Linked DNA regions of Mus musculus: region 2 is linked to region 1. The links are chromatin loops, found by intact Hi-C in ENCODE. Cell type or tissue: heart. All regions are shown on one strand. Each heading gives the region's core, and the rest is flanking DNA. Links, peaks and the distances in the headings are about the cores only.

The links. Hi-C counts contacts between places; a loop is a spot of excess contacts. Peaks named below come from ENCODE experiments on the same cell type or tissue, not always from the same donor. Only the 100,000 strongest peaks of a DNase experiment are listed, where the experiment ranks them.
Region 2: a loop joins it to region 1, with 9 times the contacts of the local background. A loop is called at or near these places in 41 of 42 quality-filtered maps.

The regions. Positions count from the first base shown.
Region 1 is chr1:154,781,607-154,789,932 of GRCm38, forward strand. It overlaps Gm51649 (a long non-coding RNA gene), which reads left to right and starts at 5,379. Exons shown (of 4, transcript XR_003948055.1): 1 at 5,379-5,736; 2 at 7,135-7,262; 3 at 7,357-7,611. It also overlaps a transcript of Cacna1e not described here. In heart, for the core only: CTCF peaks have their summits at 4,811 (motif pointing right) and 6,641 (motif pointing right); a DNase peak (open chromatin) is centred at 4,765; H3K4me3 peaks cover 889 bases; H3K27me3 peaks cover 1,658 bases.
Region 2 is chr1:155,003,031-155,011,356 of GRCm38, forward strand. It overlaps Gm41977 (a long non-coding RNA gene), which reads right to left. Exons shown (of 3, transcript XR_878618.2): 3 at 5,662-8,326. Among named protein-coding and RNA genes, the nearest start is that of Gm51650, 8.3 kb to the left of the region's middle. In heart, for the core only: no CTCF peak of the experiment used is centred there; a DNase peak (open chromatin) is centred at 3,691; H3K27ac peaks cover 369 bases; H3K27me3 peaks cover 3,111 bases.

The DNA of each region.
Region 1 (8,326 bases), core at 3-8,002:
CAGGGGGTGTACACTGCTGCTGCTACTGCTGCATGGTGCAGGGGGTGTACACTGCTGCTGCTGCATGGTGCAGGGGGGTGTACACTGCTGCTGCTGCTGCTGTTGCTGCTGCTGCATGGTGCAGGGAATGAATCAATCTCCGCTCATGGCCTCCACCATCTCACCCAGCAGGAGAGCCGACATTCACCTCTAAATTCATCTCTTGTTTTATTTGCATGATCTGAATTTGACTTTCACTTTTACAAACATAAACTTGAAGACGTAAGCAAGGGTCATTCTTTGGAATTTATTTTTCTATCTGTTATGTGTGAGTGTGATCAGTAAACAGAAAAAAAAATTGCTCACAATGTATGTGTGTAGGGAGTGTTTCTGGCATTGGGTAGAGAAGTCAACAGATTACCTGATACTCTGAGAAGGGTCCACCATGGTGAACTAACCACCCTGACTATTACTGAGTCCATGGAAAATAGGTAAATAGCCTTGTTCCTTCAGATAACTGAGGACTTTATCTATAGTCCCATGCAAAACAGCAAAGCCACCCTCAACACAAGTGGAAAGGTCAGTGAGGATGTGGGTTCAATTGAAGCTGTGGTTGTGTGGCCTGGAGCCTGGGCATTTTCATCACCGTGGCCATTGGCCATGTCAATATTTGAGGTACACAGCACTGTTGAAAGGCACCTGTTGTCTCATAGACGTTGAAAGCACAAATGAAGAAGGCTAAGCATTTCTCCCACAGACAGCTAGTGCTGAGCTCAACGCAGACTCAAAATCAGACTCATTACCCACTGTTACCCCAGTACTCAACCTCAATCGAAGGTATATAAATCATGATCCAGTAAGCAGCCCTATACCCTTGCTTTACTCATACCAAGACCTAGAATGACCCAGAAAAGTAGCCAATCCCCAAAGAAGATGTGAAGGTCTCCGGGAGACAGTCTCAGATGACCTGCTGTGTCCCAGGGCAGCTAGTGCAGAACTCCATCCTGGCAGAGTTAGGCAAGCCAGGGAGTACCAGCCAATGGCCTACCCTGTGGCCCCAGAGCTAGGTAGGCAAGTTGCTACCCAAACAACCACCAGAGGAGATTTATAGCTGTGCCAAAGTCTACCTAGCATAAACACATTTGAATCTTCTAGGGCTGAGCTCTAGACACCCCCATATTTTTTTTAATGAACCAGAGTGAAGGGAGCTTAGGGCACCGTGGAAATGATTGTTCCCTCCCTGGTCATGGTGAGGGACACAGGACCAAGAGCAAGAAGAAACAGCACAGTAAGCGCCCCTCACCCTAGACACTAGTGTGCTCAGGTTGACATGAGTGTCCAGGGCTGGGGAAGAATAGATGCAGTCACTCTAAAGACTTCTGCACTTCCACTGACTCCCCTGCCGAAAGCATCTTTAGCTGGGGTGGGCAAGCTGAGCAGATGGTCCCCGCTGGCTAAAGTGGGGAACAGTCTATTGAAAGGTTCCAGTCATTTTCACAGAGGTATGATTTGAGGTTGAGACAGAGAAGGACAGATCCAGCAGACGTGGTGGGGACATGTTGCTGCCTAGTGTCCCCAATGGTTCTGGTGTCCCAACTAAATAAGCCACAGCTGTAGAACTTCGCACTGAACAGAGGCGAGGCTCCACCCACCTCACTTCCAGGCTCAGGACCTATAAGCCAACATCTTCTAAGTGGGTGCTGGGATGTACCACTATCTCCCCTCTAGGCTGGGGTATTCTTGACCCCCACCAGCTTCTGGGGATGTTAGCATGCAACCTACAGGTAATGTATCCTCTCTAGGTGCCAGCAAAGTCATGACACCTTCTGGAGGAGTCTATATTAGGGTCTAGAAGCCTAGTTTCTTTGTTCTCGGGACAACTTGGAACAACTCAGACCACACAGAAGCTCTAAAACCTTCCTCTTACCCATGAAGACACCTGAGTACCACAGCCCAGCTTTGCTTATTGTTTGGTCCCAGCCTCTCCTCCCCTTTCTGTTAGCCCAGATTTGACTCCAAAAGTAACTCCAGTAAAACTGAACATTAGCCCTGCCTCACTTTGTTCTCCCGAAGCCAGTCTGCAGCAAGCAGACTCACCTCACTGGAGTAGCATGGCACCAGGCCAGGAGTAAAGTAGGAAAAAAGTGAAGCCAAGTGCCCTCTGCACAGAAGAAGAGAGGAGGTGCCTGACAGAACCCATCCTTGGCTAATCCAGGGCCAGCAGAGAGGTCAGAAGCTCCACATGGGAAGAGAAGTGAATGGCTCTTTGATCATACAACCCCCAAAGTGGATGCATATAAGGCAGGAAGGGGAAGGGGGGACTTAGTAACAGAAAGGTGTGGTGGGGTGCACCTCAGTTGGTAGTGCTTGCCTAATATGCACAAAGCCCTGGGTTTGAGCTCCAGCACAGAGCACAGAGACCAGATGGTGTGTGCCTGTAACTCCACCGCGCAGGGAGGTGGAGACAAAAGAATCGGTAGTTCAAGGGTATCCTCAGCTACATAGCAAGTCTGAGACAAGCCTGGGATATAAGAGACTTGGTCTCTCAGAGAGAGAGAGAGAGAGAGAGAGAGAGAGAGAGACCAACGAAGCTTCAAGAATCCCAACCACTTTATCTGGAAGCTTGACAAAGGTGGATGTCACCAGATTAGAGTGCACCTCCGTAGTAAATGATTCTTAATTTTGTGTAACAAAGACACCAAGCTGCCCAGCTTGTAAGGAACATAGGCAGGACTGAAGAATAGATAACTATCCCATGTGCTCTTAAGCAATGGCCCTAGCTGCAGAGGAATGACGGATGCCTCTAATTTGCACATCAGAGCACAGAGGAGGGTAAAGGCCAAATCTGTACAACTTCTTAAAGAAACAATTTAAGATCCCCTTTCTATAAGCCTGGCACTGCCATGTTCCCCCTCTGAAAGTCTACGTGTAAAGACTCTCCAATTGGGAGAACCCGTAGTTAGAAAGCAGTATGTTGCTTTCAGACAGCTATGCACAACACAGCTTGGCAAGAGGAACTCACCTGTGGCAGGAACCAGAACCACGAGCCAGCTACCAGGGCCCAAGAACAGCATACACACCACCCAACTCCGCCCAGATACCACCGCTCCCACCCTGCCCCCACCCCAGATCATCCTTCCATCCCTAGGAGGCACCAAGGTTCCCTATGGACGCTTTTAAATTCAGCAAACACGCCCCATCCATCCAGGAGTCCCAGGGCTGCCCCTCTGTGCCGGATACCACAAGCTGAGCTTCAGGCATGCCCAAAAGTACAGCCCTGGCTGGGGATGAAACCAACTCTGCCAGTGAGCTAATTAGTGGCCCTGAGAGGTTAGGAACACTGACTGACAACTAATAGCTCCATCTCTCTGTTTCCTGCTGGTGTATTATTAATTCATTCCGCCTTTCCTGTGGGACCTGAGAGATAACACGGACGGCGAAAGTTCACATTTCAATGTGAGGCTGAGATGCAGGGGAGGGGCGCTATGAAGCAGCAGCAGCCAGGAGGTGGGGGAGTGAGGGCACAACGCGGGAAAGGCCCTTCCACAGGCGGCTCCCACGGACTCAGCCTGCAGAAATGGAAGTGCAGGCATAGCAGCACGTGCCACGGGTTTTCCTTGGCAGATCCCCCCATCACTGAACTTGAGATCACAGCAGTTATACGTATTGCCTTATAGAGACGCTAAGAACCATCTTTCTAGAAACAGCCAGAGAAAGGGGACCATCTTATACTAATATTTTTAAGTAAATTTAAAAAATTTTTAAAAAGCAAATTGTAAACTTCCAAGCATAGTTTGATTTCACTTCCGTGACAGAGAAGACAGAACGGGGGTGAAGGAAAGAAGGAACAAGCTCTAGGCAGCTTAGTCATTGGAGACGGGGAAGGACAACTGTTGTGTAGATGGTACCCTGGGAAGGATGAGATCAAGGGCTACGGCACAAAGCTGGAGTGGACCCAGCACGTTCATTACATCAGCGACACACTCCGCTGACCCACGTATGCTTTCTTTCGTTAACTAGCCACAGCTCTGACCTGCTCTAAACACAGAACCTCCCCCTGCTCTAAGTCTGGGGAGGATGGGGGCTTCTGCAACTAACACCCGCAGGTAATGAGGCGGTGTCTTAGGGCACAGGGCGAACATGATGAAGCTGGGCGGTGTATGTGGGCATCGCTGCAAAGGATCTGCAAGCAAGGGGCTCTGGACGAGAGGGGAAGGGGAGGAAGGAGGCAAACTCCACCCACATTCGTCCCTTCTCTACTTCAGGACAAGAGAAAAGTGGTGGGCCGGGGTGGGGGCAGATAAAAGAGAGCAAGGCCTAGGAATGGCCAGCAGAGGGATGTGCAGTGTTAAGAGGAAAGGGCTCCAAGTCAGGAAGCTGGCACGTGGCTGCACCTCAGCTTCTCAGATGAAGTTATGAGACGGTGGTATCAACGGTCTCGTGCAGCTAGGTGCTGGGGCTGCGTGGGCATCGACCCTGTTACATAAGCATCTGTTTTCAACGATGTTTTCAGCTCTAATGCCCACCACAGATTCCCTCGATTATGTTCACCTCCTCAGCACTGTTTCTACTCTGTCTCCGGGCATCCTATCACATCCAAGGGAAGATGTCCTTCATCTTTGCCTTGACTCACGTGCAGCCAAGGTACCCCGGTGGGCTCTTTCAGAAGCAGGATGAAAAGCCAGTGCAGGCTAGGGTGGCGGGGATGCCTGGGATTAGAGCGATACCTCTGGCCCTGCTCACCCTCTCTGCCAAGGTTTTAGTTTCTGCTTCCTGGCCTGTCATTCGATGAATGGCCTCTAGGATGCGCTAGTTCTCTGTAACAATGTGCAGCTTCCCAGACTATGACTGCAATGAACAGACAAAAACCACTGGAGGGCAGCATAGAGTTACTTTCCCTTTTTACTACTAGCATGATGTGGTTTTCAATACTCTTTTTTTCCCCCCATAAAGATGACTGTGCAACAGATCTAGTGCTGGCATAGTGTTCAAGAAAAGGCAGAGACACCTATGCACCTCCACCTCTACCCCCACCCCAGAGCAGCTGATGGCTTCAGGGGAAGCAGGAAGGCTAGCTTCCTACTGCCTTGAACTTCCTACTGCTTTGAGGCGGGAGGTGGGTGTTTCTTCTCCCTCTCTCTCCCTCTCTCCCTCTCTCCCTCTCTCCCTCCTCCCCTCCCCCTTCCACTTCCCCCTCCACCTCCCCCTTCTCCCTCTCTCCTCTCCCTCCCTCTCTCCCCCTCCCCCTCCCTCCCCACCCACCTCCCCCTCTCTCCCTCTCTCCTTCTCTCCCTCCCTCTCTCTCCCTCCCCCTCCCTCCCCCTCTCCCTCTCCATCTCTCCCTCTCCCCCTCCTTCTCCCCTCCCCCTCCCCCTCCCCTTCCCCTTCCCCCTCTGTGTTTATACTATGTAGGCCAGACTAGTCTCAAACCCGAGATCTTCCACCTCAGCTTCCTGAATGCTGACACTGTCTGTCAGTCACTGTTCCTGAAGCATGTGTTCCTTGTACTTCTAGCAAAGCAGGAGCCTTCTTTAGCCCCCAGTGGGGGGTCTAAGGACAGATCCACAGCTGTGAGTCAAAGCTGCATTGCTTCAGGCAACACCCAGTTCTTTTTCTCTCTCTGCCCCAGAGGGAAGTTTCTAGAACTGTGGAAGATATAAAGGTAGAAACACTAAGAAAAACAGAAGTCATTGAAGACCAGTTGTACAGCTGGACCCTTGTTTTGAAGCTTTCCAGAACAAGTAAAGAAATCGAAGGGTAGGTGCTGAAGCTGCCCAAAGGGCCTGTGTGTGCGTGTGTGTGTGTGTGTGTGTGTGTGTGTGTGTGTGTGTGTGTGTGAATGTTCATGTGTGAGTGCACAGATGCATGGATGCACATACATGTGTTTTCATGTGGAGACCAGAGGTTAGCATGTATGCTTCCCTTCCTTATATTTAAAGTAAGGTCTCTCACAAAACCCAAGGTTAAAGCCAGCTGTTGAGTGAGCCTTGGAAATCTGCCTGCTTCTGTCTGCCCAGCTCTAAGGTCCTAGGCACACATGCGTGGCATTTGTCTGAGTGTGGGGATCTAACTCGGGTCCTGGGGACTGCACTATACCAACTTTCCATCCGCAAGGGGCCCATATCAAAGCAAATCCCTAGGACTTGTCAGATTGTGTTGGCTCCGGGGGCGGGGAGATGGGGGTGGGGAGGCTGTTCCCCTGGCTTCTCTGTGACTTCCTGTTCTGCTCAGAACCCCAAGGAAGCAGGACGTATGCTGCAGGTCTCTTAGCTGCTGGCTCTCAAATGTGTTGCTATCTGATGATAACAGTGCTGACATGTTGAAGGCATGTGTCCTGTTCTGCAGGCATGTTATACTGAAACTCTAAGAGTCCAAAATATGTAATCTCTGAGCTAGGGGAGTCGGACCTTACTGGACTGGAAATTCAGGAGCTTCAGGGCCAGCTGTCGTACAAATGATAGAACGAAGCTGAAGGTAGCAATAGGGTTAGTAAGGACTAACATGACCTTCAGACTGCCTAGCCTCCAAAAGGACATAATTTGAAATGGAGCTAAAATATCAGATCATTAAACAAAAGAATTTTTAGTCAACTAAATAAATTTTTCTCCTGCAATGATTTCCATGGACACTATTATTCAAAGCACTAAGCCAAGTTGTGCCCAACTTTGCCAGCAGGTGGCAGCACGTGCCTCTAGATCTGTGTGGGGTCCGCCGCTTCTCAAGAGGGCCAGAGGGAACATGGCTTAATAGCCTTTAAAATTCAGCCAGAACGCCCTAAGGCAGAGATATCTGCCTCCTACAGAATTTGTAGTACTGTTGAGTACAATGTAAATGATTGGGAGGATGCTATTTGAACGTCCAATTGTCCTTCCTCCCAATCTGGCTGTCCCATCCTCATTGGAACACCACACACACACACACACACACATACACACACACACACACACACACACACACACCAGTACAGCAGAGCAGATGAAGATGAGACAAGAGTGGGAATTCAGGAGTGGTGCATTGCTCACCACATGATCCTGCACGTGGAGGAGTGGTTCCTGCAAAGCACCAGCCTCCTAGCATCCCCATCTTCTTCACCTGTCTGGTCAGGACGATGTTGATGCTAAATGTTCATGCGTGCTCACTGCTGTCTTGTGCCAGGAACTGTGTGTTTCCACACCTACCCACCCACAGGCTGCTGAGATCCACTGTGTCTGCAGCAGATCCCCAACCCTAGCGGAGCCAGCCTCTGCTTCACCTCCCTCAGAAGCCCCAGGCAGATGGTAATGGTAAGTAATGGGCCTTGGGGGTGAGGAACATGGCACCTCGGGGAAAGGGCCAAGCAGTAGAGCAGTTGTTACATATAGTTTCCCTCCCTCCGAGGCTGTTTAAACACACCCCTGCACTCATCTGCAATCCAGCAAAGGAGGAGAATGAAGCTTGGAATAGAACATCAAACAAGACACAGTCTGCCAAGATCAGCCAGTGGCAGGAAGGAAGAGCGTCCCCGGACAACTCGCACTATGCCTGCCTTGCTTTACAGCCCATGAGTTCCACAGGGCTAGCCTGCTCTACAGCTAGAGTCCCCGTTATCCTGAGCTTCCTGGACTAGTCCTGACAATACGGCAGAAAAGCCTGGTGAGAACCTAGGTCATAATTTTCGCCACGACAACACTTCATGGAGAATTCTTCCCTTTGCAATCACACCAAATGCAGGTGTTGTTTTTGACCCTGGTGGTGACCAGGGAGTAACAGCCTCTCCCCGTAGCTCTGACACTCGTCAAAGGAGGCAGGAAGCTGCCGGTGGTGACAGGACACAATGGCCAGGGGCCTCTTGTAGACTGTATGATGAGGGCAACTTTTTTGGGGAGGCATCAAAGGTCTAAATGACAAGAGTTATGGTTATACAGTTGATCTAAAGGGGAAAAAATCATTCTAGACAAAGAGTAAATCCAGGGAAGGAACATAAACAGACTTTGTCTGAGTGTGAAAGCAGACCAGTACTAAGGGAAAACAGGTCGCTCTCTACGGAGATTGAGAGAGACTCATGGCACAGAGCAGGTGGGGGACACGTTGTCCTCTGATGTAATGAAGAGCTGTATCAACTCTAAATGGCCCTGTCGCTGTGATGGATACACTCACTGCTTTCGGGAAACCAACATCCAAGGGGAGAGGCCAATTAGAGCGCTATTGTGATAGTGTAGGTGACAGTGGCCTGGCCAGAAGAGAGAGAAAGGAGGAATGAGTGATATCTAGCATTTGGTTTGGGCAACTGGATAGATGGCACTGCATCCTGAGCCAGGACTAATGATGGGGTGAAACCATGTCAGAAGGGGGTGAGGAGTTTTGTTCC
Region 2 (8,326 bases), core at 297-8,296, 220 kb after region 1:
TGGGGGTGACCCTAACTGAGACTGCCAGCAGTCTATGGCTATGGAGTCTGATGTGGCCACCTCCTGTAGCCAGGTGTGACTCCCAGTGGAGGGAGAAGAACACCAACCCACCCACAAAACCTTCTACCTAAAATTTGTCCTGCCTACAAGATGTTCGGGAATAAAGATGGAGCAGAGATTAAGGGGACGACCAACCAATGACTGGCCCAACTTGAGACCCACCCCATGGGAGAAAACCACCCCCTGACACTATTAATGATACTCTGCTATGCTTACAGACAGAAACCTACATGTCTTCTGAGAGACTTGATCCAGCAGATGATGGAAACAGATGCAAAGACCCACAAACATTAGGCAGAGCTCTGGGAGTCTTGTGGAGGGAAAAAAGAAGGATTGAGGTGGCCAACGGGGTCACCCCACATGAAGACATACAGAGTCAACTAACCTGGGCAGGAGGGAGCTCACAGAGACTGAACCACCAACCAAAGAGCGTGCAGGGGCTGGACCTAGGCCCCTTACACATTGGTAGCCGATGGGCAGCATGGTCTCCATGTGATTTGGAGAAGGCAACTTTGTCTCCATTGCCTTTCCTTTGGACCCCCTTCCCCTAACTGGGCTACATTGCCTGGGCTCAGTGTGAGAGAATGAGCCCAGTCCTGCTTCGATGTAATGTGCCAGGGCAAGGTAGAATCCATGGGGAGCCTTCTCTTTCTTCCCTTATGTGGAAGAGGGGAGTGGAGGGAGGGGGATGCAAGGGTAAGACTGGGAGGGGGGTCGGCAATGGAGATATAAAGTGAATAAATAAATTAAGAGTATAATAATAATAATAATTTTCAACATGACTTTCTTTGTTTTCAACTGGAGCTAGTAGGTAGTAGAGACATCACATAACTTTTTTTCTTTTTTTCCAAGACAGGGTTTCTCTGTGTAGACCCGGATCTCCCAGAAGTTGATTTGTAGATCAGGCTGGCCTTGAACTCACAGAGATCCACCTGCCTCTGCCTCCCACGTGCTGACCTGGACACTCACCACTTCTTTGACAGGACAGACTGTGCCCTTCGTGAGCTCCAGGGGTGCAACAGAGTGAGAATCTCATAAGGGTGTCACCCTTCTGTACAGTAACAGAATGGTGAGAAACCAAAGCCTGCTTACAGTGTGGACAGAAGACATGAAGGGATGACCCTCGGGCCCTTCGGTGCTTAGGGATGTTAAATTTGGAGACGCTGAGCTCTGCTCTGCAAAGGAGAAGTTTCTTCAGGTTTGCACAGCACATGGATCCCCTGGGACTCCATCCTTGCTGAGGGAGCATCACACCTGTGAGACACCAGTATGGGATGTCTTGCACAGGGGCCATGACGCTGACGGATGGGGTGGGAAGGGTTGCATTCCAAGCTGTTGGGAGAATGTAAAGAATGAAAAGTGGTCAGCAAGTCCAGAGCTAAGCTCCCAGGCAGGAGGCAGGAGGTGTGAGAAGGTTCAGGAGCTGATGCCAACATGCATCAAATGTCTCACTGGGGCATATGTAGCTTACCCATGTGGCTTACCTGGAAACCCCTGGAGACAGTGAGGTATGTGTGGCCCACAGATACTTGAGACCGTGTCTGTCTTGGTTGTACTCATCTCCTGCCCTGTTTCAGGTGTCTGGAACAGTATGTGGCACATTTGTGAAAGAAAGGGAAGGTGGAAAGAAAGAAGGAGAAAGAAAGGAAGAGAGGAAGGAAGGAAGGAAGGAAGGAAGGAAGGAAGGAAGGAAGGAAGGAAGGAAGGAAGGAAGGAAGGAAGGAAGGAAGGAGAAAGAATAGAGACAGAGAAAAGGAGGGAGACCTGAGTAGACTTACATTAGAGAATATGCTCAAATGCAGAAGGTGTCAAGGGAGCAATCAGACCCCTGTTAGCAAGTCATAGCAGTAGCCCAGGTAAGAACTGGCAAAAAGAATCAGAGGTAACAGAAGAGGAGTGGGCACAGTCAATCAGCAAGAAGGGTGGTCTCAGCAAGACAAGCTAAGCACTGGAATGGACACAGTGTCCGGAGATGGAAAGGTGATAGATGCCTCACACAGACCCTTCCCAAAGGGCTGCTTGGAAGGAGAAAGCCTTGGGACTTGGAGCTGCATGATACTCCAGACCCACTCCCAGAGAAGGAGAATGAAGCCACATCCTCTGTGAGCAGATGGGGGGGGGGTGAGAGGGCTAGGGTGGTGGAAGGAGGTAAGGGCTTAGCCCCTGCAGTGATCAGACAACCTGAGGCAGCTCTCTCCCCTGCTCACTGGGAGGCCAGCCCCACACTTCAGACGTACACACCCCTCCCTACCCCCCTGCAGACAGAAGCAGCTAGAAGGAAGCCAGGAGACAAGGAAGCCACCACTGGTGGGCAGCAGCATGCAGTGCCAAGCTGGGGGTTGCTGGCAGCAGCTGAGGTGTCAGGGGACACAGGAGATTGGGGGGAGGGCACGGCTTATGCTATTGGAAGCACACAGGGAGGCAGCCTCAGAGCTAGGGTTGGCAGGACCATGGTGGATTTGATGTTCTGTCGGGAGAAAGCCAGAGAGACTCCTTTTCCCATGTGTAGGCATCACTTTTACATTTGGTGTGGCAACCTTGGCATGTCCTCTATTCTGCTCTAAAGACTTAGAACAAGTTGGGGAGGAGCCAAGGAGATCTTGATGCCCGTGTCTCAGCCCCTACCCCACCAGCCTCTAGTGATACAAACTTAAGTTCATAAGCCTGGGCAGCAGCACTTGGGTAGCCCAAGGAACACAACCACACCACTCCTTCTGAAAACCAGCCCAGGATACGACAGTCCACGACCACAGCATTTTGAAAAGATGAAATATGCCTCATCTCTGGAAGGATCCATGCAAGAATCAACAAGTTAACCCTCCATGGTTCAGAGAAAGCTCAGGAGGAGAGATGTATGGCTCACCCAGAGTCACAGAAGGAGCCCAAGAGCCCAGATGTAAACCCAAGGGAAGGGTCTCTGCACAGCTGTTATCATGCATAAGCAATCCCCACCACGTGATCTGCTCACATAGCTCTCAGTTTGATGTTGACATGTTTATTGAGCATATACTATGTGCCAGGCCCTGTGCCAGACACTAGAAATACAAAGATGGCCGTGGGATGTGTAGTCTCTGCTTTCACAGACTTTGTAGTTCACTGGGAAAGCTGACATGAAACCAGATCTTTAGAACAAGCAGAGCCATTTTAAGGGGTAGGTGAGATCAAGTTACTTCCTCTTACTTTCCGGGTACTTTCCGAGTAATGCCTTAGCCCATTTTGTAGGAAAGGAAATCGAGGTTGCGAGAATTAACCACTCATCTCCGTGGTCACATTAGCTAGAGAGACTCACGCTGTCTCCTCTGTATATCTCTGCTCACTGGTAGCTTGGAATTCACCAATACGTGGGTAACTAACGCCTAAAAACACCAGAACTCGGGTTCTGTTTAGCCTGGGTGCAAAGCCAAGTCAGAAACCAAGGGCCTCCCCAGAAAACCCTGCAGAACTTTGTATGGAATGAAGGCTCCTCTCTCTAAGGCTGCTCTCTTACATGAACACCATCTCTACTCCAGCTCTGGGCTGTAAGCCCCGGTAGCCATGGCCCCGGTAGCTTCCAGAACACACAGATTTGCTGAGGACTAGGTTAGCCACTTGGTCTGAAACAGCATTGTACACGCGGGACACAGCACCACCCAGTGGCAACATGAGGAACCGGCCGCAGAGGCCGGAGGCACCAGGCGCACCCTGGCGGCCTGTAGGAAAAGAAAACTCCAGGAACGAGTAAGCTTGGAAACCCCTGTACAGAGCCGTGTACAGGCTCTTTTTCTCTCTATGGGTTGGACACGCCTAACTCCAAAGTACCCTTCCCTAGAAGAATATCTTGCCTGGGTGTGTGGCTCCTTCTCCTATGATGTAGCCCTGGCTCTCTTACACCCATGGGGAAAAGCACCCAAGATTCATTGTGTATGGTGCAGTCAGTCTTGGGGTTCCATTCTGCAGTCGGGGAGGGGGGCTGCAGGAGGCGGGGTAGAGGAGAGAAAACTGAAAATCTGCTCAGCTTCCTTCCCAGCAGGGATGTAAGCCTCAAAGGGCTGGAGAACAAAACAATCATTATTCAAATTTTCTGCTTCATAATAACCTTAGCAACCATGTGGTTACAATTTTATGAATCTTAAATGTCCCCCGAAGGCATGAGTTGAAAACTTCATTGCCAGTGAGGGACAGGACCAGGAGGTGGTAAAAGTCCTTAGGAGGTGGGACCCAGCGGAAGGGAGTGAGGTCATGGGGGTTATACCTTGCAAGGCATGACAACAGTCATATCCAGTCATAATCTCCACCCCTCTCTTTCTCCCTCTCTCCTTCCCTCCCCCTTTCTCCAGATGCCATGAATTAAATAGTTTTGCTCAACCATACAACCATACTCCCCAACACACACACACACACACACACACACACACACACACCATGTTCTGCCTCCCTACAGGCCCAAAATGATGGCATCTAGTGACAGTAGACTTACACCTCAGAGACCATGAGCTTAAATAACCCCTTCCTTCTTATAAGTAGCTTGCTTCACATACGCAAAAAGAAGTGGAAAGCAGGGTAGCAAGCCCGTGGGGTCCAAGCGAGTACCAGTGCATTTAGAGAGCATCATCCCCAGGCCCTGACTATGACACATTCCTCACACAACATCGTTCATTTGTTATTGCCCACCCACCCACTGAGATCCAAATACTCAAAGTTCCAAAGAGAAAATTTTAATTTTCTTAATTTTAATATATAAAATGTACAAGAGAGCCATTTTTTTTCTGAGACAGGGTCTCTGTGTAGCCCTGACTGTCCTGGAATTCCCTCTGTAGACCAGGCTAGCCTTGAACTCAGAGGTCTGCCTGTCCCTGCATGCACCACCACATTCAGCAGGAGCCAGTTCTTTAGAACGGACATTACAGTTCCCAATGCACTGGGAAGGAGAAGCCTAAAGGCCTGACCCACTTCAGTGGGATCACAGAACTGCGTGTGATGCCCCTGGTGGCCCAGCATGTATACAGCTTGTGAACACCTCTATCCATCCAGAGAGCTGCGTTCCTTGTAAAATCTACCTGTGTGTTCCATTCTGCTCTTCAGGGTAGCCCCAGATACTAGCCATGGATCATGAGAGCAAAACTAGCCCACTTCCAAGTCCAGGGCCTGAAGCCTCAAGACAGAATAAAAATTGCCTTAAGGGAGTAGGGATGGGGCAGAAGTAAGAAGCAGCCCTAACCCTAAATCTTATCCTTAAGCAGAAGTGTTTAATTAATTGTGTGATGGTTTCAATGAAAATGGCCTCCATAGATCCATAGAAAGTGGACCTATTAGGTGCTGTGGCCTTGTAGTAGGCGTGGCCACTGGGGTAGGCTTTGAGATTTCAAATACTCAAGCCAGACCCAGTGTTTCCTTCTCTCTCTCTCTCTCTCTCTCTCTCTCTCTCTCTCTCTCTCTCTCTCTCTCTCTCTCTCTCTCTCTCTCTCTCCTGCCTGCCCAACCAGATGTAGAAATCTCAGCTCCTTTTCCAGCACTATGTCTGCCTGCATGCTGCCATATACTTCCTTGCCAGAATGATAATGGACTAAACCTCTGATGTGTAAGCCCCAGTTAAATGTTTTCTTTTATTAGAGTTGCCATGGTCATGGTGCCTCTTCACAGCAATAAAACCCTAAGACTGTGTGTCTACATACCACAGTGGCTACAACTACCATAGGAGTGAGGACTGAGGCGAGATGGCTGTCTGGGACTACAGTTTCCTACATTAACATATCTCCTAAAAGCCCCTCTGATATTCCATCCTGTGCGAGTCCCCTGTCCCCAACTCTTCCATCTTCTCCCCAGTGGTCCACACGCACTAACCCAGTCTGTGCATCTCTTCTACACCATAGTTTTGTCTGATTTGTTTCCCCCCCCCCATCAAATCCTAGGCTACTGTGTGAAATCTATTTCTTCTGTGATGGTTTTCTGGAGAGGACCAGAGCCTGGATATACATCTGAGTGCCCGGAGGCCAGGCTTAGACAGCAGAGATGGCCCACTAAGCATGTGGATTACTGACAGACAAATTACATCACTCTGAGATCTATCCTCTTGCTGTTGGGGTTTCCGGGCCTGGGACATCTCCGTGATGCTCCTATTCTATCTTGGAATACGTCAAAGGTGATGCAGGAAGCTCCCAGAACTCCATCTCCCTCTCTGAGCACCTCTTCTCCCCTCTAATACCAAAGAGGGAGATGACGTTGACTGGTCAGCTTACAGGACCCATATTGCTCACCTGTATTTGCATGTGGCTAAAGATGCTGTCTATAGAAGGAGTCCAGGGCAGAGCTGACCAGGCTCTCTGTCCTATTTGTGCAGCAGATGCCACTGTGTGTATTGGCTCAGACACACACTACTGTCCTCACACACAGCTGGCCAGGACACACACAAGATCAATAAAGATTTGAGGAGAATGAAACCTTGAGGCTGAGCCCAGGTGAACTCAGTTCTCTACATGGGGCTTCTGAAACATGCCTAGCTTCTACTGAAGTTACCTCTGCTTTCTTCCCTGTTCTTCATCTAGGTCTCTCTTAGAGGGGCCTAAGAGTAGTGGTTGCTATGACAGAGATCTGTCCGGGTTCCCCTGGCTATAGCATATGTATGTGGTCCTCAGGATATATAGTTCAGCAGGAAGTTGAGCCATACCGTGACTGAGGCAGGAGCTAGACTAAAAAGATCTGAGGGAATCGGTAAATGCTTCAGAAAAAGCCAAGTATAAGCCCAGCCTTGAAGCACACATGAGACTCCACAGTGATCTGGAGCTGTGAGACATGAACTAAAACAGAACTCAGGAGTGTTTGGAGAGGAACAGAGTCTAGCGTTGCTGACTGTGTGGATAAAGATATCATAGACTAAGTGGTCCAAACAGTTAGGTTGAACATACGGGATAAGACCCCAGGATGCTGAGCAGAGACAATACCCGAGGGTTGTGGGAAACTATCGAACAGGGGAGGCCACCTTCCAGGAGCAGAGTTTGGGCTCTGGGTCAGATGAATCTGGCAGACATGTGCGGGATGAACTGGAGACAAATAAGACCAATTCAGAAGGCAGAACAATGATGAGGCAACAGGAAGTGAGAGTGGGGTCCTGGGAGAGGCAGAGAACAGAACCTGGAAGAGCAGAGCTATGAGGGGGAAAGATGCTGAATGGAGGCTCAGGCACGCTCTGCAGGGAGACCTCCACGAGAACAGGCCCCTTCTGCAGAGCTGGAGAAGTTAGGGGAGCCAGAGCTGAGCTGCAGAACGATGAGTCTGGCTGCCTGTCCCGGGGCCTCTCCCCTTTACCTCCTACCACCGCTCCCAGAACAGTCTGTCTGTCCGGTAACACCCAGTGTGGCTTTTGTCAGTACCAAGAGCAACCCTTCTTCCAGGGCCCTGTTCCTTCCCATCTGCATGACTCCAGCTATTCTTGGGTTCTCAGCTCCAGCATCTCCTCCTTCCAGAAGTCGTCCTGAGCCCTGCCCTTCCCTAGACTCAGTGGACAGCTTCTCCTTTCCTCTCCCACACCCTGATGGTGTGCTGGGACTGCTGCATAGCTGCTCTCCATGAAGAACAGATCTGTTTATCTATCTGGGATGCAACAAGGTTTGTTGAGCACCTACTATGTTACAGCTCCCAGGTACAGAGGATGTTCTATGATACAAATGCAGTCCCTGTTCCCTGTGTGACAAAGGAGAAAAGGAAGTAGCCAGGTAACAGGGACTAAAGCGCTCTCTCTCTCTCTCTCTCTCTCTCTCTCTCTCTCTCTCTCCCCTTTCTCTCAGCTCTACACGATGCTAGTGCGGTTGTGAGGACGGGATGGTTCTGAAGTGGGAAGCCTGGAAGGCATCTAGGAGGAGCGGGCTGGATCTCAGGTGAGATGGAGCGTTCGGGAACTCTACCCACTCGACTTTAAGTTCCACTAAACCCGACACAGAAAGTACAGAGGGGTCCTGAAGATCCCAGCGAGCAGGAAGAGTAGTTCACTTCCCTCAGCACGGCCCCTGTGCCAAAGCCACTGACATCCACAGAACACCCTCAGTGCAGGAAGCTGCCCCCACTCAGAACACACTCTCCTTAAGGAATGAGGACAGCAGCCTGCCTGCTCCCTACAGCCCTCTATGGAGCAGTGATGCTGGAGCTATGGAATGTTCCCGTTCCCGGCAGCATCAGGGACCACGGGGAGGAGATAGGCTGTCACTGTGCACTGTTGCAGACAGCAAATCATACATACCTCTAGGCTCCAGACTCACCAGTGGTTTATCTTCCTAGTTCATTGCAAGATTTCAGG